Linked DNA regions of Homo sapiens: region 2 is linked to region 1. A link is a loop called in an ENCODE intact Hi-C map of the cell type or tissue named here. Cell type or tissue: heart right ventricle. All regions are shown on one strand. Each heading gives the region's core, and the rest is flanking DNA. Links, peaks and the distances in the headings are about the cores only.

Region 1 (5,706 bases), core at 752-4,751:
CCAAGCGCTTGAATGCAGGATACACCATGCACCACAATCTTGCATCTCTCATCACATTCCGTTTTCAGCCACTGTCTGCCTAGCACGTCCTGCTCTTGCAACAAAGAACACTTTTAACTTGCATCGTCCTCTCATCCCAGCTTGCAAAGGAACAGGTACACATGAGGACTGCATTCCTATTCAGGGATTTACGTGGGAAAAAAAGAAATCAGTGTTTTACTTTACTTTTAAAGATGTAATATCTATGAAATCTCTGTTGTTATTTACCTATGATAGTAAAAATATTGCAAAAATTACCAAATTACGAAGTATGAAGTGACCTCCAACATCATATACTCCAAATTCCTCAACTGGTGGTTCATGAAGCTCAGAAAAAGATGCAGAGGATTCCTTCTGTTCTTTGATGAACACTTAAGGCCGTTTCAGAGAAGCAGCCATTACACCCCTTTCCTTCTGGGCCTGAACTCAGGCTCCTTCCTAATTTAAGGAAAAAGTAAAACACCAACCATCCTCAGAAACCAACCTTCTTTACAGGCAGAAGTTTCTTCCAACCTGTTACCTGCGAATTTCAAAATCATACCTCCTGTCTGCCAAACAAGACTGCCAGCTTCTCAAAGCAAGAACTATACTGAGGTAGGTATAGACACTCATGTACACAGAGACACACACACTGAGACACACATACACAGACACACATACGCTTCTCATAGCTGAAAACATGGAAGGCAGTCCATCTTTCTAGACAGTGAGTATCTAATACAAGTCAAGACACAGTAATTACGCTACAGACAAAGGGAGGGAGGATAAAAAGGAAGGTCACTCTGATTGAAGAGGAGATGGTTAGTAGGGGGATGGATGCAAAGGCCAGATGTGGGAGAAAGAGACTGGCAGGCCTAAGGTCAATTCTTATCTTGTCAGTGTGGAGAAAAATGTGTTACCAGCAGCGTTTAGTCTAATGATGTGTGAGAGATACACAAAACAAAAAGGGGGGTGAGGGTTTTGGGTAGAAGGAAATCATGATCGTAGTCCACTCCTGAGCTAAAGGCCTGAGCCTGGGAACCAGTGGGAGGAATGAAACAGACGGATGCATAGAGAGATGCTGGAAAGAATAATCAAGTGGATATGATGGCATTGGAAATGAGGGAAGGCAGGAGAATAAACCACAGTGCCTTGGTCTTTCAATTTTGAGGAAGAAAGATCCCAAGGTCAATAACACCTCACTTATGCAGAGGCCCCTTGGCTCACAAACTCAGCCATCCAGATGCAGCCCCCTCCTTCTCAGACTGCTCCAGTGCCATCCACAACATTCCACACAGGCCCTACACACAGGACATGGCCCCGGCTGCCTCCGCTGCCCGCCACTCATCCTCATCTCTACTGGATCCAGACACTTGACTCATTCGTGATCCTCAAACATGCCAAGCACATGCTGACCCCGGAAGGAGCCTTCTGTAAGAGAGTGGGCAGGGCCTGAGCCCGGGGAATGCCCAGGGTTAAGGGGAAGCAGAGAAAAGCCCTCAAAGAGGAGTGGCCAAAAGAGGTGATGACCGTGCGCCATGGAAGGGAAACCAGAGATGCAAAAAGCCAACGGCAGTTCATGCACATCAAAAGCTTCAGGGGCATGCAAGTGAATGGAAACAAAGTTCAGTTGAAGAAAGGAATAAAGAAAGGAAGGAAAGAAGACAGAAATGGGTGAAAGCCTTTCACAGCAAATATCTCTGGCAGACAGAGCAGGGAGCAGACCCCAGAGGAAGGAAGTCTAAAAGAGCTTCATCCCTCACCCCACTCGTGCATTTTGGCAGCACCCACCTAAGAGTACACTTTGGGGAAAGAGGGTGAGAGAAGCAGGCTCGCTCTTACTACTACCCCCAAATTAATTCCTCAGCAAGCCTTTCCCATTCATTATCATCATCTTTTCTTCATAAATCAAGTCTGCCAGACTCAAAGACTGGAACATTCAGGAAGTGCTTACTCAAAACATAGAAACATCAATATGGAGACTGCAGACCCCAGAATGATAACAGGGTGAGCTATATTTATATCCCACGGCTGGTGATGCCTCAGCACACTTCACTCTCTAGAAATTCCGTCGGCTTAATTTATGTGGCTCATTCCTCATTCCCTTTCAGCTGACAGGCTTCTTATCTTTTTCATTTGGAAACTTATCTGTAGGAGTTCCCAAACCCTCACTGTCGTTCGTTTTTGAAGTACCTGCATTCTGTCTCGAGTTTCCGGTAGATAAGTAGGGCTCCCTTAGATGCTGTCTGCCTATACCCCATGACTGTCAAAAATGTCCCCACCCTGGGATCAGGCATCAGATCCTAACAACACTGACAGAGTGAAGGGCACGTTTCTCCCTTTGGTGGGATTTTCTCTTCCAAGCCATTAAAACACTTTAAGATGCCTTTTCATATCTTTGCTATCTTTAGATTAGATGCTTAATGCATAAATCAGCCCAAATAGAGTGATGGAGTAGCGGGGAGAGGCTGACGCATTTCCTCACGTACAACCCAGCGTTTGAGTAAAAAAAAAAAAAAAAAAAACTTTACTCAGAAAAAAGATAAGGCTAAAATCAGATCTCAGATTAAAAATGGTAAGGAAATTGCAACTAGCTGTAGCCAATTCAAGCTGAGCCAATTATCACCAATCATAAAAGATGACTTATAAGAGGCCCTGGTGCCCCAGTACAATGGAGCAATTAAATCTTTATAACTGAGACAAAAAAAATGCCACATAATTAGACACAGCCAGAAAAGGGTACGTATGCTTCCCCTTCCTGTGGCTGGCCCATTAGGGCAGGCATGCAGCCATTTCTTCACTGCCAAAAGGCCAATCCATTCCCCCCATCACTCAGCCTGCCTGAATCGCATCTGACACTGGCCACTAAGGTGGAGTTTCCTTTGGCCACAGGCCACTAACAATCCTTGAGTTCCCGCCTATCCCACGTCCAAATAAGTACAAGAATAACAGTGTCCTTATCCCACAGGTTACATGTGAAAAATATCTAGCTGTCTATTGAAGAAGTCAAGGGCATAGCTTCCGGAGCTAGGCACTAAGGTTCAAATCCTAGCTGCGCAACTCCCTAGCAGTTTTCTCATCTGTAAAATGTGCATAATCATAGTATATACTTCACTGAGTGTTGTGGGGATTAAAAGAATTAATATATGTGAAGGACTTCGAAGCGTGACTGGTATATATTAGGTGCTATGTGAGTCGGTTGTTGTTATTACATACTTCCCAATAGTATCATTATCATCATCATCATTATTATTAAGCACTTTACAATAGCAAGAGTTGCCATCAGCAGCCAGTTATGAGGCTGTTATGCTTATCCAGGCTGGACAAATCTGGGCCACTGGTTAGAGGAATGGAGAAGACAAGCTGACACCAAGAGACAGTGCAAAGGCAGGTGCACGACCTTCCACAGATGCCTGGTGCAGGCGGGAAGGAACTGGAGACGCAAAGTGGGACTCCAGGATGCCGCACTGGGGAGCATGGTAGGGCGTGCTCCACAGAGGGAAGGGGGGAAGAGAGAGGACCAGGAGCTTGGGGGCAGACATGCTGGCCTGAGGCCCCTCCAGGACTTCCACAGAGGACGGCCTTGGGCCCAGAGGATGCTTGCTCACCTTGAACATGAAGCTACTTCTTTTTCCCTCCTTGCACAACAGCACTGACTGGACACAAAGCCAAAGTCAACCCCAGGGGAAGATAGGACAAACAATCACAGCAAGTACATCCCCAAGGACCCTTTCTGTTGACACAGGGACATTTCCTGAAGGTTTATTCTGCCCCAGCCGCTCCAGATATGTTATCTCATTTCACCCTGACAATAACCCAGAGGAGCTGTGTGCTCAGAAAGGGTTAAGTGACTTGCTCAAGGTCATGGGGTTAGCAAGGAGCAGAAGTGAAAATTGAACCTAGATCTGTCAGAAAGAGAGGGGGGTCCAGGCTACAGACCCAGAAACTTGTGTTCTGACACCAGAGATGGGATTTCTCTGGGCCTTCATTTGTCTATCTTTAAAATGGGGATATTTGTCCTTCCTGCTCCACTTCTGGTATGACTGAGGATGCTCCTATAGATCAAGTCTCCTGCAGATAACAACTATAAACTCTGCACACACGCACACACACACACACACACATACAGACATAAAAACAAAACAAAACAAAACAAAGCAACTTTCTGAGGGCACTGGAGAGGAAGCCAAGGCAGGCAGATACTGGAGGGCATCAACACTTGCAAGAAAAGTACTGCACTGGGCGAGGTTTTGTCTCTGATGGCTTTTAGCCCAAGGGCAGGCCCTGGTTGGTACCACAGGAGCAGCTAAAACTCGGACAGAAACCCACAGTTTACTGGCTTGAAGAAACAGAAGACAGAACACAGGGCTACTTCAGCTGGTAGAATATGAAGAGAAAACCCCAGAAAGGAGAGAGCCAGAGAAAAGAGCCCCAGATTCTGTGTATAAACTCTGCCCAGATCTCTGGCAGACTCCTGAACCATGCATGCACGAGGTACTCCCTAAGCAACCCAGCTAAGGCTAAAAGAACAAATTTCAGCTGCCACCCAAGAGACAGAGTTGGCAGCTGGAGTCCAACTGCTTGTTTGCTAAAGCAAACAAACAAAATCAACAGTCATCAGAAGAATATAACAGAATCCAGAGTCTCCACACCATCACAGTCACAATGTCCAGGATACAATTCAAAATTACCACAAAAATGTCATAAAAAATGTTACCCATTTTAAAGAAAAATGGCAATCAATGAAGACCAATCCCAAGTTACACAGGGTGCTAGAATTAACAAACAAGAATTTCCAGATAACTATTATAACTAAATTCAATATCTGTCCAACCTACCTCACAGAGTTGTTAAAGGTAAAATATGCAAGCAAAAAGTGCTTTGGAAAGTTTCACATACACTACCTCTAAAAAATAAAAATAGAAGTGGTCTCCACTTTTTATATCTGTTCCCAAAAACCACAGAATAAAGCAAACCATTTTAATATGCATCTTTCTTCTAGGAATAAGTTACACTCAAGGATTGATCAAAACCCTATTGTTAAATAAATCACAAAGACAAAAATGTGTGACTATAAATCAAGGCCTATAATGCCTATTACGCCACAAATCATTTTAAAACGCAAAATGGGCCACATGTCACAGTCTACTTTATGCAGTGGGAGGAGACAGTATGCATAGTGGTTACCATCATTGGTTCTGAAGTTAGACAACCTGGGCTCAAATCTTAGCCTCATGACAGAGAAGCTTTCTTCCAAGGTGAGTTACTTAGCCTCTCTGGACATCAGTTTCCTATTGGAAAATATCAATATTAATGGTCCCTGCCTCTCAGGATTGTTGCCATAATTCACATACAGGCCTGCATAGCAACTTGGTGCACAGTCGAGTGCTTAATAAATAGCAGCCACTGTAAAGGAGGTCAGGGAGAGAAGGAAACTTGCCCAGCATTGTCCAGCTGGCCAATTACAGAACAGGGAGTAGAACCTGGATCTATTTTTCCATTTTTAAAACTCTTCTTCACACAAGTTTTTAAATAGACACACATGCACTATAAATTGGTTATCCCAAGTTCCTTAAGCATTCTAAAACACACACATAAAAACACAAATTATAGCTCTGTCATGGCACAAGTTTGATCAAAAAATTATGAATTTTAGAAATCAGAATATTTTATTTTTAAACTATTTTT
Region 2 (5,706 bases), core at 1,198-5,197, 110 kb before region 1:
ATTTTGATAAGGGATTTGGGGGAAGAAGACTGACTTAGAAGCAAGTGGTTTGAAGCTAGGCTCTATCATGAAAGGTGATGTGACTCTTTCAAGGGCTAGGTCTCTCATCTATGGGATTATGGACAATCTCTCTTGGTTCCCAGACTTGATGCTATAAACACTGCTCAATCATAATATTATGGACTGAATTGTTTCCTCCCAAAATTCGTATGTTGAAGCCCTAACCCACAATGTGACTATATTTGGAGACAGAGCCTTTAGGAAGGTAATTAAGGTTAAATGAGGTCCTAGTCCTCCTTTAACTAGGGTAGGATGGGGCCTTAGTCTAATAGGACTGGTGTCCTTATTAGAAGAGGAAGAGAAACCAGAGCCCTCTCTCTCCCTTTCCTGGCGTGTGTAAAGAGGAAAAGCCACGTGAGGACACAGCAGGAAGGTGGCTGTCTGCAAGCCAGGAAGAGAGCCCTAGCCAGAAACTGAAGTTGTGGGAACCTTGACCATGGACTTCTATCCTCCAGAACTGAGAGAAAATAAGTGTCTGTTGTTTAAGCCACGCAGTGTGTGGTATTTTGTTATGACAGTCCTAGTAAACATACAAACAAAGCGCATTTCAATGATACGCTCTTTTAAAAGGACAATTTTTAATAGGGCAAATCCATAATAATGTGACCTTTTTTTTTTCATGGGGAGGGAAGGGAGACAAATTCAGAAAGTCCCCTGAATCATGCTGGAGTTCCTGGAACTGCCAGTATTTTCTAGAAGTCACAAAGAAAAAGACTGACAAATGTGAATATATAACAATCTTTAGCTTTGGCTCCCAAGAGACCCCATAAACAAAAGGTCATCAGCATGAGAAAATTATTTGCAACAACAATAACAAAAATAAAGGCTAAGCTTAATATTTTTATATATAAAAAGCTTTTATAGTTAAAAATACTGAAACACCATTAGAAACAAAGGACATAAAGCAATTAATTAATTCTCTTTATCTTTCCATGGCCAGTAAACATTGAAAAAAATTGCAGTTTCTTTTTTTTTTTGTTTGAGGTAGGGTCTCACTCTGTCTCTTAGACTGGAGTGCCATGGCACAATCACGGCTCACTGCAGCCTCAACCTCCTGGGCTCAAGTGATCCTCCCACCACAGCCTCCCGAGTAGCTGGGACCACAGGCACATGCCACCACCCCAGCTAATTTTTTATTATTTGTAGAGATGCGGTCTCACTATGTTTCTCAGGCTAGTTTCGGACTGCTGGACTCCCAAAGTGCTGGAATTACAGGCAAGAGCCACCGTTCCAGGCCTCAACTTCTTTTTTATTTAGCAAGGTGACAAATTTTGAAAAGAAAATTTTCACTGCTGGTAAAGGTATGGTGATATGCAAAAGTTTACAGTGCTTAAGGGAATTTTAACTGTACAATCTTTATAGAAAGCAATTTAACAATGTTGCAGGAGCTTGCCACAAAAAGTCCACCCTCTTTCACCCAGAAATCTTACCTTTCTTGTCTATCATGAGGTAATAACCTCCAATGCCATCAAATACCCATCTACAAGCATTACTTATAAAATTACTTAAAAACTTAATCTAAATGTTCAACAATCCAAATATTTAACCATAGAAAAATAGTTAAATTTGGAGATTTCTATAAAATACTAGCCTGTCCCTAAAAATATTATGGGAATTTAATGATTTGGAAAAATGCTTTAGATACAATATTATGGAGAAAAAACTAGGATATAAAACTGCCACATGAGCTCAATATGGATTTTTATGTTAAAATGGTTTAGACAAACTTTAAGGAAATACACAAAATGCTAGCAGCAGTTATAAGTGGTAGAATTACATATAATTTGAGTTTTCTTTTATATCCTTTTCTGTGAGGTTATTAACAAGTTAATACAGGTATAACACAAGTAAATGGACAACACAAATGACAAAGAATTTCCTTTTTCTCTCCTCTACAAGGCTCTTGAAGGCCTAACTAGAATCAAAGAGTTTTTTAAAACTATGGGGAGATGATTTTAGTGTAATCTAAATAGAAAAACTTCCCTTAGAGGAGTCTAAAAATGGCATATAGGGCCTCAGAAGGGTGAGTGACATGTTACTGGAGTTCAAGTGCACTGAATAACCTTCCAGCCATTCATTATGACACCTACTGGGAATCTATTATGTGCCAAGTAGTCCTGTAGTCACTAGAGATCTCACAAGCAGCAAGATAAAGTCCCTGCCTACATGAAGCTTACCTTGCAGTGGAGGAGGAAGACAATAACATCATGTCAGAGGTGATACATGCTAGAAAAATACTAAGTGGGCCAAGGGGAGAGTGTGAAGGTGGACACAGTGGTGGTGGCTATTTTTGAAAGAGGCATCAGGGTAGGGCTCCCCACTTCGAGTGAACTAAGCAAGCAAGGAACATGGATCTGCAGGGTTTGAGAGTTCCAGGAGGAAGGGACAGCCAGCCTGACATGCAGAGTGAACGAAGGACAGCCAAGGACCAGGTGAGCAGCAGAATCAGGAGAGAAGGTGGTTAAGACTAAATTGACTGGTGGGGAGGCCAGCCACTTAGGGCTCTGTTCATCTGACTTGCTTGGCCAATGGGATATTAGCAGGTGTAATGCAAGCAGAGACATAAAAAGCACGTGTGTGGTTGAACTTGGCCTCTTGTGTCTTGGCCATTACATTGAGAGGGCATGCCCCAGTTAGCCAGTTGGTTCTAGGGAGATGAAGGACAAATGGAGCAGAGCTGCCGCAGTGGAGCCCAGCTGAGACCAGTTCTGCCTCAACAGAGCTGCTCCAGCCAACCCCAAAATCTGCCAGAGTAAATTGTTACCATTGTAAGCCAATGAGTTCTGAAGTGGTTTGTTACACAGAATTATTGGAGCAATAGCTGACTGACACAATGCACAACCTAGACCTAAAAACAAGACCACTGTACTTTGCTTAGCTTGGGTCCTCATTCCAGAATAATAGGAAGGCCTAACCGGTTCAACAAACCATGGCTGTAAGGTAATAAGCACAGCAGCCTTATCCTGATATTATCCCAACATAAGATAGTTCTCCATTTCAAGTAAGAGCCCTATGGGTAAACCAATAACACACTCCAACTTCTTGTTTCCCATCCTGAGAGTCTGTTATCAAACAGCCTTGGCAGATGCTAAGCTTGCCTCTCTCATCTGCTTTGCTGAAATGTTCCTCCCAAGTGCTTATTCCATGGCCTCCTAAGAGACATGTTTCATAGGTTATCAGGGAAAAACAGCTGCTCTGCAGCTAAATCACATCACAAGTATTTTGGGGTCCAAGGTGAGTATGGACCATAGTCCAGCTTACTTTTTAAGTCCTGGGTAACACTCCAGGAGTCCATCTGGAGCCCCTATCACAATAGGGATGCCCTAAGAGACCCCTTTGAGTAAAGCCCTCCCAAATCCTGACCTGGGCATGCTTGAGACCAGAAGACACTCAATGATTCCATCAGGATTGTATCAACACAGCACACATTTCCTCAAGACTACTACAAAAATAAGTTATATCAAATTTCCAAAGCCTCTACATACAGATCTTCTCAATGGAAAACCTCTAAGCCCTTTAAAAGTGCCTGCCATGTGCTTTCAGTACTTAAGTGCTTAATTCAACATAAATTATATGATGGTGTTTAGCCTGCCCATGGCGAGCATGGCAGAGCCGAGGTCCAGAAGAGGGAAGGGGACACTCACAGCCCATCCAGACTTTTTCTCCATCCCCTGCTGGGCTTCCTCTCCTTCCTCCTGAGTCACAGGCCTGGGAAGGGGGCTGTGTAGTCCGCAGGGAAAGCTACGGCTAGCTTGAGGGCATGAAGGAGGAACACACCCAGATCCTTATTCACCACCCACCTCATCCACTGCCTGCCTCCCAGCCTCCCCACCTCAGCCTAATGCTCCAGTATTCTGAATCCAGAGCACTGATTCACCTACTTAACCATGAGGCTGAAGTTCAGAATGGCTATCAAAATCTGGTTATCTGTAACAGCAAAAAAGTCAATGAACCAGAGAGCAGACAGCTGGGCTTTTAAAGAGTCGCTTGTTTTGACGGCCTTGTCCACTCCTTGTCTCCTCATTACCTTCATGGCTCAGCCTCACTATAATGTGCACTGAATTGGGTATAAATAGGTTTATCTTAGAGTGAAGGCTCCAATGTAAAAAGGTTAAACTGCCCTCCGTCTATGGAAAACATTCCATTATCACTGCATTTTTTATTAAAGCGAAGATGCTTCCCTACTGTGCACAAAAAGCTATTTTCCCTCGTACTGTATAAATATTTGATGCTGGTCTTTTGGCAAAAGGCCACCTTAATATTCCAAGCTTATGATTTACAAGAAGGATGTGGGAAAAGGAGATTTGCCATATTATTTCAAGAGGTAAATTCTGTGAGGCAACCACTCTTCTGCAGCCTCTGAGACATTAAGACTGTCTATATCAAGCTAACCTTCAGGCTCAGCCCCAGGGTGCTGTGCTTCGCCAAAGTCTAGCCTGAATGTGCATGCCATGACAAGCGGTCAATGCATTTGGTCTATTTTTGCAGGGTTAAAGACAAAGTGTTACTGTTCTCCTTTAAACAAGCTAGACTGGACCAGATTGTCCACCCTGGACTAGCTGGCATAACAGATCCTCTTGGCTCTCTGAGGGCGCCTTCTCTCCATCAGAGGTCGCACAGCACCACCTTGATTCCAGGATTCTTGGCACCACCTTGATTCCAGGATTAGCAATCGCCAACTGCGTAAGCCCAACTGCACATGCAATCATATGACATGTGATCCCATGGCAAATGTAATCACCGCTCAACCAATCCCAGGTAACGGTGCCATGTTGCTTCCCAATCACACTGCAGCTAATTTGCTCTATTAACCAAAGAATGAGCAAGGCTGCTGCCTTCTCTTGCTTCTTGAACACTCACTGCTGCTCTGGGCCGGCCTGCCTTCCTACATTCTCAATTTGAGGCAATGAATAATCTAGAAAAGATATTACTCCTCTTCAGGTAGAAAAGGGTTAGCTTGCAAGTTGCAGCGCCATTTAACTGACCAGATAGGGAAGAAACATTCTGATTCAGTGTTAGCTGGACGTGGAAGCACTCTGCCAGATGCAGTTCAAGGCTTTTCATTGAATCCTCCCCAAAATTCTGTAAGAGCTGTCATTCCCTTTTAGTGGGTAGACAACTGAGTTAAATGATTAGTCCATGTTCATGTGGAGTTCAAGGGCCAAGCCAGATCTGAAATGTGATTTGTTTCATCCTAAAACCTACTCGTTTTCCACAGTAGACATTGAGCTACTACTATGGTGAAGCAGATCCTGTTTGAGGCACCGGGGGTAGGTGCTAGACAGGCTAGGTTTCTACCCTTGCAGAGCTGGTGTTTTCTGACCACTGCACCATACTCTCTCTGCCTCGGTGGTTAGGGTGAGATTTCAGTTGGGTCACAATGAGATGGGCTTAGGGCTTCTGTTTGGGGCCACATCTGTGCAGATGCCATGCTGTCCTATATGGGGCAAAATAAATAAATAAATAAAAATATGCTTGTAAATGGCTAAGTTACGTATATAGCTGTGTATTTGACACAATGGAATAGCACACAGCAATGAGAGAAAATGGTCTTCAATTACATGTAAAAATATGAATGAATCCCACAATGACAAGTATATAAAGTCTGTACAGTTCAAAACTCATCAACAGTGTTTCAAGTAGGGA

Evidence for each region. A loop is a pair of places that touch in the nucleus more often than their neighbours do. Peaks named below come from ENCODE experiments on the same cell type or tissue, not always from the same donor. Only the 100,000 strongest peaks of a DNase experiment are listed, where the experiment ranks them.
Region 2: a loop joins it to region 1, with 2.2 times the contacts of the local background. A loop is called at or near these places in 5 of 110 quality-filtered maps.

The regions. Positions count from the first base shown.
Region 1 is chr3:16,466,109-16,471,814 of GRCh38, forward strand. All of the region lies in intron 2 of RFTN1 (raftlin, lipid raft linker 1), which reads right to left. Among named protein-coding and RNA genes, the nearest start is that of RFTN1, 45 kb to the right of the region's middle. RefSeq lists enhancers at 1,316-1,445, 1,686-1,815. In heart right ventricle, for the core only: no CTCF peak of the experiment used is centred there; a DNase peak (open chromatin) is centred at 2,849; H3K27ac peaks cover 3,292 bases.
Region 2 is chr3:16,359,149-16,364,854 of GRCh38, forward strand. All of the region lies in intron 6 of RFTN1 (raftlin, lipid raft linker 1), which reads right to left. Among named protein-coding and RNA genes, the nearest start is that of OXNAD1, 97 kb to the left of the region's middle. In heart right ventricle, for the core only: no CTCF peak of the experiment used is centred there; no DNase peak of the experiment used is centred there; H3K27ac peaks cover 2,763 bases.